Regions from separate parts of the Homo sapiens genome. Here all the other regions are linked to region 3. The links are chromatin contacts, found by Hi-C in ENCODE. All regions are on one chromosome and are shown on one strand. The core of a region is the stretch at or near the end of the contact, and the rest is flanking DNA. Distances in the headings are between cores, read along the strand shown.

What was found. A loop is a pair of places that touch in the nucleus more often than their neighbours do. Pooled maps may share reads with other maps.
Region 1: a loop to region 3 is called in a map with no recorded cell type, with 9 times the contacts of the local background. The contact joins the promoter of FAM111B here to the promoter of MRPL16 in region 3. A Hi-C loop is called at or near these places in 3 of 37 single-sample maps with no recorded cell type and 8 of 50 pooled maps.
Region 2: a map of OCI-LY7 shows a loop between it and region 3 (3-fold over the local background). The contact joins the enhancer-like site here to the promoter of MRPL16 in region 3. A Hi-C loop is called at or near these places in 1 of 168 maps with a recorded cell type or tissue (OCI-LY7), 2 of 37 single-sample maps with no recorded cell type and 10 of 50 pooled maps.

The regions. Positions count from the first base shown.
Region 1 is chr11:59,105,424-59,108,751 of GRCh38, reverse strand. FAM111B (FAM111 trypsin like peptidase B) reads right to left here and starts at 1,515. Exons shown (of 4, transcript NM_198947.4): 1 at 1,456-1,515; 2 at 40-84. LOC105369315 (a long non-coding RNA gene) reads left to right here and starts at 2,027. Exons shown (of 3, transcript XR_007062680.1): 1 at 2,027-3,328. RefSeq lists enhancers at 347-396, 1,537-1,626.
Region 2 is chr11:59,271,847-59,275,124 of GRCh38, reverse strand. No RefSeq gene overlaps it. Among named protein-coding and RNA genes, the nearest start is that of MPEG1, 61 kb to the right of the region's middle. RefSeq lists an enhancer at 1,926-1,975. Within about 2 kb of position 1,669, at least 6 of the 41 ENCODE cell types and tissues checked have a DNase peak (open chromatin) inside an H3K27ac peak, as active enhancers do; they include OCI-LY7, where a contact is called at or near this core.
Region 3 is chr11:59,809,207-59,812,128 of GRCh38, reverse strand. It overlaps MRPL16 (mitochondrial ribosomal protein L16), which reads left to right and starts at 1,351. Exons shown (of 4, transcript NM_017840.4): 1 at 1,351-1,525; 2 at 2,209-2,274. The coding sequence starts at 1,471. RefSeq lists an enhancer at 1,138-1,357.

The DNA.
Region 1 (3,328 bases), core at 266-2,765, 700 kb after region 3:
AAGATAGAACTAGCAGTCAGAAACATTAAAAGTCATTACCTTGAATTTCTGGCCAAAATGGAGTAACAGGGACTGGATTTCCCCCTAGTATGAAAACAAAACAAAACAAAAAAGAGCAAAACATATGAAACAATGGTTTGCAAGGAACTGGACATTATGCAATTAAGGACAGTGACAATTGAAATGTATCCTATAATCCACTTTAGCAGACTACCTTGAGGAATTCCAGGCCAGTGTGGCAAGGAAGGGCAGCAAGACAAAACCAGTAGGAATTCCAGATTTAAGGAGACAAAGCTGAGAGACTAAGGTGACAAGAGGTCACAGGCCAAAGACATGGTGGGAGACCTGCACAGAGAGGGAACTCTGGATATATGAAGAGGGTTCCCCTAAAGCATTCAGCTGTGTACTGATCAGAGCAGCAGCTGAGAAAACTTTCCAAGGCCAGGAAAGAACCACCCTAAAACTGTCATAGTCTAACTTTCCACCAACCCTCTCCCTGTAACCCTTTTAGGGATCCCCATTTCCTCATTTCTAGATTAAGGACTTTGGCTCAGATGAAACTTTTATTGTTCGTGTGAATTGGTTCCTCTAAGCTTTTTAAAAAGGATTCCAGATCCCACCCTCACAGACTCTGATTCAGTATGTCGGGGTGTGGCTATGGAATCTGCATTTTTACCTGCCTCACTCCACAACCCCCGCCTCAAAGGCGCACCAAGTTCTTTGAACAGCTGCCTCTGTCACCGCAGGATGACCTCAATGCTTTCCTAAAGCCCCAGAACCTATGAAGGTAACCTGTGCTTGAAGCTGTGCTTGCTTACAGAAACAGAGACTGGATGTCAGTAACCACCGTGCTACAAGATGGGAAACGAACTTAGAAGCGCTACCCTAACCTGAATCCTTGCTGATTACCATACCTCAATCTGTGCCTCGGGGAGAAACGCAGCTTGCTAGGCACATGTAGTGTTGGGTGGCAACAGAAAATAGGAGACTGCCACACTCAGCTGTTTCTGGAAAGCCCCGTCTCTTTCCAGAAATCCTTGCTTTCCAACTACCTGCCCTAAAAGACCTTAAGAAGCACCCTCACACTACACTCCAGGCACTTTGAGCAGGAGCTCTCCTACTCCATTCCTTGATCAGTGAATAGTTTCTGCTCTGCTTAACCGAACCTGGTCTCCTTCTATGGGCGCGAACGGCACCGGGCAGGGAAAGGACCCACCAGGGTCAAACGACCCTCTCGAGATTCAGGAACACCCAGATGATCTCTAAGTATCTCTTCAGGAGTACAACTCTTGGCCTTTGAAGCTGAGACAGGGGGAAGGGAATTACAACGGGCGGCTGCCCAGCTCCCCATCCAAAACCCCCTTGACTTTGGGCTGAGGTCCTTCTGCCTACTGCCCTTGTCAGCCATCCCCCTAAGAACTCCAGGTCCGACCCGGGAAAAGAAAAACCACTCACAGAACCGGAGAGTCTGTCCACACGGTGCAAGTGCCCGTCAGTGCCCGCCGCTCTGGATTTGCAGGTGCTGGAAAGACTGCTCTTTTATATCTCTCAGCTGAACTTTTCCCGCCTAGAAGGGCTCGCCCGTGCGCGGCAGGAGCCTGGGAACTGACACTCTCGCTGGCCAATGGACGAAGAGTCTCTGGAGGCTGTTTTTCTCTCATTGGATGTAAATGACTCATCTCTCATCCACTGTGGAAGCCAATTATCATCACTCCAGACAGTGATTGAAGGGAAGGACCGGATGAGCGCGCAGCGCGCGCAGGTGGGTCTGAAGGCCGGGCCGAGGGTACTGCGCGCCAACCCGCCCACCCTCCCTATTTGTCTGGATGACCCTTCCCGGTCTCAGTGATCCCCTCCCCGGCACCACTCAGTCCACGGCCAGTTCCCGTGTCCCAGGATAAACTAAGCAATCACCGCCCTGCTCTTTCCCGCTCATGGGCGTCCCCTGTCTCCCAGTGGAGGCTAGGGAGGAGCTGCGCGGTAGCTGGGCGGAGTGGGAGGTGCCTGGAGGTTTCGCGCTTTCTCCGACTTTTGATTGCCAGCGCGCTGGCGGGAGCCGCGCGCTGGCGGCAGCTGCAGGGCGAATAGCCCGCCAAGTTGCTTAGGTGTGTGGCAGTTGCTGCCTTTCTGCAGCGGCGGGGTGGGCGACGGTGGCGGGATGAGCATCCAGGCGGGATCCTTTGGCGGCAGCAGCAGAGAGAGCTCCACCCGGATAATGCAGAGGCCCAGGCTCCAGCGGACTTCAAGTCCCAGAGCAGGCTGCACCCGCGTCTGCGTGAAATCTAAAGGGACTTGGCCTGATCACAAATGAGCTAACTTCGCGGCGGGGCTGGCGAACACAGACAATGCCAGCCTGGAGGAGGCAGTGGCCAGCACTGCTTAGGCCTCGTTCCCAGGACGCGCATTACTGAGTGCTGTACTTTACCCTTTGGATGAAGGCTCCAGAGTACGACCTCCCCAAACTGATATCAAAGAAGTGCTTTGCATGGGGCTTGAGAAAACATCTTACTGTTTAAGAAAAGAACGTCTTACTGTCTGAGAAGCTGAATAGAATGAGATGCCATCAGTATTGGGTGTTATTTTTCAGAAGTTGCTCAAAGAAGGAGAGAAGATGGTTAAGTGGGGATGGAGACAATTATTTTGTAACTCATAGAAGGACAGATGTTTATGTAACAGTTGATAGTTTTGGTGGAATAATCATGAGCATGTTTCTGAAATTAATATAAAATATACAGAGACCCCTAAAATCACTGCTTAAATTACACGGGTCTTGAGGTGTTCGGAAAGAGCAAACTTTGGAAGTATAATTGTAAAAATAATGTCATACAGACAAAGAGAAGAGAAAACTTAACGACAGCTTTCTTAAATCGCTGTTATTCTTGAATCATCTGAAAGCAGTACACGTGCCTGGCACCAATATACATCAGAGAGTAAATCATTGCACAAGGAGACTTGATCTTCTTTTTTTGTAGAATCTGGAGGAAACAAATCTATGAAAAGCAAGAGATGGTAGAGAATGGTGTTGTCGAAATTGCCTGACATCATTGGAGATAGAGAATTTGCCCTGGTAAAAGGTGCTCCTCAGGGAGGAGCATCTGCACATTCCATTAGCATAAAGCCCCTGGTGGGCCATATGAAGAAGTCTGGATTTTGCTATAAATGTGAAATTTATTTTAAATGGAGGATTTGAAGCAGGGGGGTAATATACCCTGACATATTTTAAAAAATCACCCTAGCAGCGTTTGTGCGGGGTAAAGACTCTGGGAGGACAAGAAGAGATGTGGAAGGGAGAAGGCAGCTAAGAGTCTGTCCCAGGATTGCAAAGATG
Region 2 (3,278 bases), core at 420-2,919, 540 kb after region 3:
GTGCCCTGGTTTGCCACATTTGTAGCAATTAGCAGGTGCACCTAGGCGATCCTGGGGTCTGGAGGCCTGTAGAGCAGCTACTAGAGCCTCTGCCGTTTTCTTATGTCTCCTCTCTTTCTCCTGAGCCTCCTCCTGATCGCTGTTGTAAAAGACCAAGGTGATCACATTTAGGTGGTTTTCTAAAGTGCTACCTGGTCCTATGGTCTGTTTTTGTAGCTTCCTCCTGATATCAGGTGTTGCCTGAATAATAACTTTATCATATAGGATTAGTTGTCTCTCTACTGAATCAGGTGATAGAGAGGTATGCTTCATCAAGTCCTCTCTTAGCCTTTCCAGAAAGCCAGAGGGATTCTCATCTAATCTCTGGTCAATCACAGTTTTGAGTAATTGAAAGGCTTAGCTCTAGTCCTTCCTAAGCCCTCCAATATGCACACCTGAAAGTGTTTCCTCCTCCATTCTCCCATGTTATCATCATGGTCCCATTTAGGGTCCTACAATGGTATCGCCGTCTTTCCAATTGAATAAGGTGCCTTGTCTTCTCTGGCACTATATGAGGTACAAAGCTCATTTCCAAATTTCTCTGCAACTTGCAGGGAGGCTGTTTCTCCACAGTGGTCAGGGTTTGCTTTAAGAGAAATATAATGTCCTTCCAGGAGAGTTCAAATACTTGGGTTAAATCCTGGAAGGCCTTTATATACCTGCCAGGGTTGCCTGAAAATCTACCAAGAGTTCCCTTTATTTGTCTTAAGTCTTGTAGAGAAAAGGGAACCTGTACCTTAATAGGGCCATATTCACAAGGCATTTCTTGTATGGGCATCAGGGAGGCTGGCACTCACCTAGAACAAAAATGTCTATGGTGGGGCAAGTTTAAGGGGGGACCTGGACAGGGTCGATAGGATTGACCCAGAGAACTGGCTTCAGGGGCTGGCGCCTTTTCTGTGGGCGTTCTAGGGTTTGTTTCCCTGGTCCACTAGGACTGTCCTTTGTGGGGTTTTTTGATATAACAATTAGGAGGGCTGGGTGAACTTTACAGTGTTAACAGAGGTCTGGGTTATCCTGGGTGAGCCCCTAAGAAATGTTGCAGTTTCCTTACTCTGTATTTTAGTAAGTTCCAAGTTCTTGTCTCGTGGCCACGAAGAAAGAGGTATGCGGATACAGGAGGGTGGGTAAGGGAGAGTCGAGTTTTATTAAGTGACAGAAAGACAGCTCTCAGTAAAGAGAGGGGACCTGAAAGTAGGTTGCTGCTGACCAGCTCATCCAAGGGTTTTTATCCCTCCTTTCTAGAGATGTTTTTCTCATTTGCATCTTACATAACCTCCTACTTCCAAGTTCCTTCCTAGTTCCACTTCTTACTGTGCAGGTGCCTTCTTGTCCACAGTTACTCCATTGTAATTATTACCCATAGGCACTACAGAAAAGCCCAGTTGGGGGTGGGGGTGGTGGTAAAACTGCAACGTAGATGTCATGTTCATGATATTATAATAAGCTGGGTCAAGTTAAGGACATTTAGTTGATTTATTGTGCTTGTGCCTAAGTTGAGACAGTCCATTCTGAGCAAACATCCTGGTATAAGAGGAAGTTCTTAACCACATCTCCACCTGCTAGCTACGTAACAGGGGAAGAATATACTTCCCTGTGGGTGTTGTTCTCTCCAGAGACTCTCCATCTCTACCTGCCTAGCCAGCCCCTAACTGCCTCCTCTCACAAAAGGTACAGTGACCGGCCCTAGGTCATGCAGAAATTTGGCTGGCAGAGGGGACAAGACCTGCATGAGGCCTAGGGACAGAACATTTTAAGGCCAAAGCCAATGCATAAAGCTGAGCCCTTACACCTGTGCTGGATGAAATCCCAACCCTACAATAAGAAGTTACTTCCTCTGACAACACCTGGGTTCACTGAAAAAAGAGGAGACAGAAAGCCTCCCGCAAACCCAGCTCAGGATGATGTGTCTTGCCTTGTAGTCAGCTTTGCCCTCCCTCAGTGGGAAAAGGGGCCAAGTTCAGTGCTGCCAGCAAACACAGGGCTGGCCTGGTGACCGCTGTTTACAGCTTGCACTGGGGCCCAGGGAAAATGGCAGGGAAGGGTCCCAACTGGGCCACTTTAAGAACACACAACCCCAAACACAAGGAAAGGGTGAAGGGACTTATTTGGGAATTTCCAGCTGGAGGAAATGGGTTTTCTTGGTTTCTGTTCTGGGGGGTCTGAGAACATGGAACTCCAGTTCATCGAGGTGTGGGGTGTATCGAGGAGGAACCAGCTTACAGGGGGCCAGCCGCAGTGCCTCAGTTCCCAAGAACAGGCCACACTCCTGGGCTCTTCCTCAGGCTTCTGGCACGGATGCCTCACAGCTGCACACTGGCACCTGAGAGACAATTACTCGGTTTTTCTGTAATGATGATTGCTATTCTGAAGATCATGTTCATGGATATACTGACAAGTTTTGACTTTTCTGTTTCTTTTAAGAAACTGTTCCGGGGAGTCCTGCATTAGAACAATGTGGGTGCCCTTGCTCTGGGTGGGAGGAAATTTTAGCATCTTGGTCCCAGCTGGCCAAGCTGAGGATGGACTTGGCCATGAACCCAACATGTGGTTCAGCCCCAGCGGGGATTTGCCAGGACAAACCAGGGGGGAAGGTTCAATCCGGCGTGGTAGAAAAGCAGCTGCCCACCTGGAGTTGTATATAGAAGTGGGCTTCCAGTCCCTTCAACTCTGTGAGCCTCTCTCCAATGTATGTGCCTGAGAAATAAACAAGTGAGGAGACTCATCTTGACTGTGTAAAGTGGGTGTCCCCCAAGCATACCTGTCACACCTGGAAGAGAAGAGAGGGACTTGTGACCTAAGTGGCTCAGAAACTTGCAGTGTAGGGTGCTGGATAGGATGGGGTTCTGGCAAGGAAGAGTAGACAGGAGCTGCTGGAGGGGAAAGGAACATTGACCAAGCACCTACTGGGCACCAGGCACATCCTGTGAGCTCCTGTAATCCTCATATCTAGTGGGTGTGTCTATGTGTGTGTTTGTGTGTGTGCACATGACATCCCAAGGTCAAGCCAGCATCTGTCCAACTCAACGCTCGTGTCCTATCTTCAGGCTGCTGCTCTCTACAGTTGATTGGTCTGGTCAGCTGACAGTAGAAGTTGTCCCCTGGGAGGTTGCACACACTATTTCTGCGATGTCCCATTGCTCCAAACACCTGGCATGGGCAAGAGGCTCCAGGGATGCTGGACTATGGGGTAAGACCCTCCCCAGATTTGAATTTTCCCTCAGCTGCTCATCAGGTCA
Region 3 (2,922 bases), core at 102-2,601:
TCCTTCCTTCCCAGATCCAGGAGACAATCAACTAAGAGCCAGGCATATTTTTTTTTCTCTGTCTTGCCCAGTCTGGAGTCTGGAGTGCAGTGGCGTGATCTCGGCTCACTGCAACCTCCGCCTCCTAGGTTCAAGTGATTCTCCTGCCTCAGCTTCCCGAGTAGCTGGGATTACAGGCACCCGCCACCACGTCCAGCTAATTTTTTGTATTTTTAGTGGAGACGGGGTTTCACCATGTTGGTCAGGCTGGTCTTGAACTCCTGACCTCAGGTAATCTGCCCGCTTTGGCCTCCCAAAGTGCTGGGATTACAGGCGTGAACCACTGCGCCCGGCCTCCAGGCACCCTTTAAGTCAGATAAAAAAACAATTTACAACAGTCTTTCTCTAAAGTCTGCTATCTAAGAGCTTCCTCTGCATAATAAAACTTGGTCTCTACAATCATTTATGTTTAACCTGAACATTCCTTTCTATCCATCCCAGGTCTTTGGACAAACTCAACCAATTGTCAACCAGAAAATGTTTACATTTACCTATAGCCTAGAAGCCCACCTTGACTTGTCCCGCCTTTCTGAACCAAACCAATGTATTTCTTAAATGCATTTGATTGATGTCTCATGCCCCTCTAATATGTATAAAGCCAAGCTGCACTTCTACCACCTTGGGCACATGTTCTCAGGACCCCCTGAGGGCTGTGTCACAGGCCATGGTTGCTCATATTTGGCTCAGAATAAATCTCTTCCAATATCTTACAGAATTTCACTCTTTTCATCAACAATATTGTTCATTCACTGAGATCTCTGGAATCACAGACTGTGCTCAAATTCTGATGGTACTGTTTTCCTGTTGTATGACCCAGAACAAGTTAAATTATTTCACCCTCAGGATGGAATCTGCAAAATAAGTATAATGACTTATCTCACAGATTCGTTGGCAGGACTAACGAATGAGGTACTCAATGACACATTGCAATTGCCCTATACATGTTAAACCATTGCTAAATCTGGTATTCTCCTAATGTCTTTGAGGGGTCCCCTAGAAAATCATCTCAAAGGCTGTGAATCGTAAGGGACCACCTTGCTAAGCAACCGGCAGGCACTAACAGTTGTACTCCGCAGAAAAATAAATAAATAAAACAAAAGACTCCCCGCCCCGCCGCCCTCTTCTTCTGGGGAAAGACTGGAGATTGGAAGGAGAACCCTAGAGAGCCAACAGGGCCCCTGGGCGTGGCTGGGCGGACGGCGCCTTTGACCGCAGGAACTCAACCTCCCCCGGAACTCAACCCCCGTCGCTCGAGTTTCTTTCGCTTCCGTCGGGACTCTGCGGAGTGGACCCGAGTGAACACAACTTCCGGCCCCACTGAGCGGTGTCCTGAGCCGATTACAGCTAGGTAGTGGAGCGCCGCTGCTTACCTGGGTGCAGGAGACAGCCGGAGTCGCTGGGGGAGCTCCGCGCCGCCGGACGCCCGTGACCATGTGGAGGCTGCTGGCTCGCGCTAGTGCGCCGCTCCTGCGGGTGCCCTTGTCAGGTCAGAAGTCCCTTTTGGTTCCTAAAGACTTTACCCCTCTTCCTCCCCCACCCTCCAGTGCTTTTTCTCCCTAACCCAAAAGGCGGCTCTGCATATGCTTGGTGAAGCACTGGTTAGGAACTACGCTATCGCACCGCCGACCTCCACCGTAGGGGTTCGTGCAAGAGGGTCACAGCTGCGTCTGGGAGTCGGCGCCCAGAGATCCCGGCTGGCCTTTTGCGGAGCCTGAGCCTTTGAGTCCATTTAGTGGAATCCGCATCCCACACCTCAAGACTCCTCCGGCGGAAGTACTTTTGGGCGGGCGCGGTGGCTCACGCCTTTAATAGCAGCACTTTGGGAGGCCGAGGCGGGCGAATCACTTGAGGTCAGTAGTTTGAAACCAGCCTGGCCAACATGGTGAAACCCTGTCTCTACTGAAAATACAAAAAAAATTAGCTGGGCGTGGTGGTGGGCGACTGTAATCCCAGCTAGTCCGGAGGCTGAGGCAGGAGAATCTCTTGAACCCGGGAGGCGGAGGTTGCAGTGAGCCGAGATCGCGCCACTGCACTGGATCCTGGGCGACAGAGTAAGACTCCGTCTCAAAAAAATAAAATAAATAAAAATAAGAAGTAGTACCTTTGGCCCAGGTTGTATCGGGGTCCCGGCCTGTTACCTTCGTCGTTTAACTTGATTTGTCTTTGTAGATTCCTGGGCACTCCTCCCCGCCAGTGCTGGCGTAAAGACACTGCTCCCAGTACCAAGTTTTGAAGGTGAGAGCTTGTCTTTCTCCTGTTCGTAAATCTTTTCTCTGATGGAAACCAGGAGCGGGTGGGAGATGACATAGGAATGTTCTCGTGTTTCCCATCCCCGTTCACTCTTTCAATAAATATGTTTTTAGAGCTTACAGTTTTGCCAACTAATATTCTGAGCACTAGAAATAAATCAAAGACAAAGGAAACCAAAAAAGTTCCTTGCTCTTACGGAGCAGCGTCTAATGAGATAGCTCCCCTAAAACCTCCCACTGGTGTGTGTCCCATGGTCCACTCAGCCAGTAGTCATTGGCCTGAAATCTGGATTTTTGAGCGGGCATGGTGGCTCACGCCTGTAATCACAGCACTTTAGGAGGCGGAGGCGGGTGGATCACTTGAGGCCAGGAGTTGGAGACCAGCCTGCCAACCTGGTGAAACCCCATCTCTACTAAAAATACAAAAAATTAGCTGGGCGTGGTAGTTTACACCTGTAATCCCAGCTACTCAGGAGGCCACTGCACTCCAGCCTGGGCAACAGAGTGAGACTCTGTCTCAAAAGAAAAAAAAAACCTGAACTTTTGATGTTCTTTCCAAATAAGTTTACATATATGCAGTCATCTAACGATATGTGAAAAAGCTTTAATTTGTTAAATTTAAGCCACAATATCG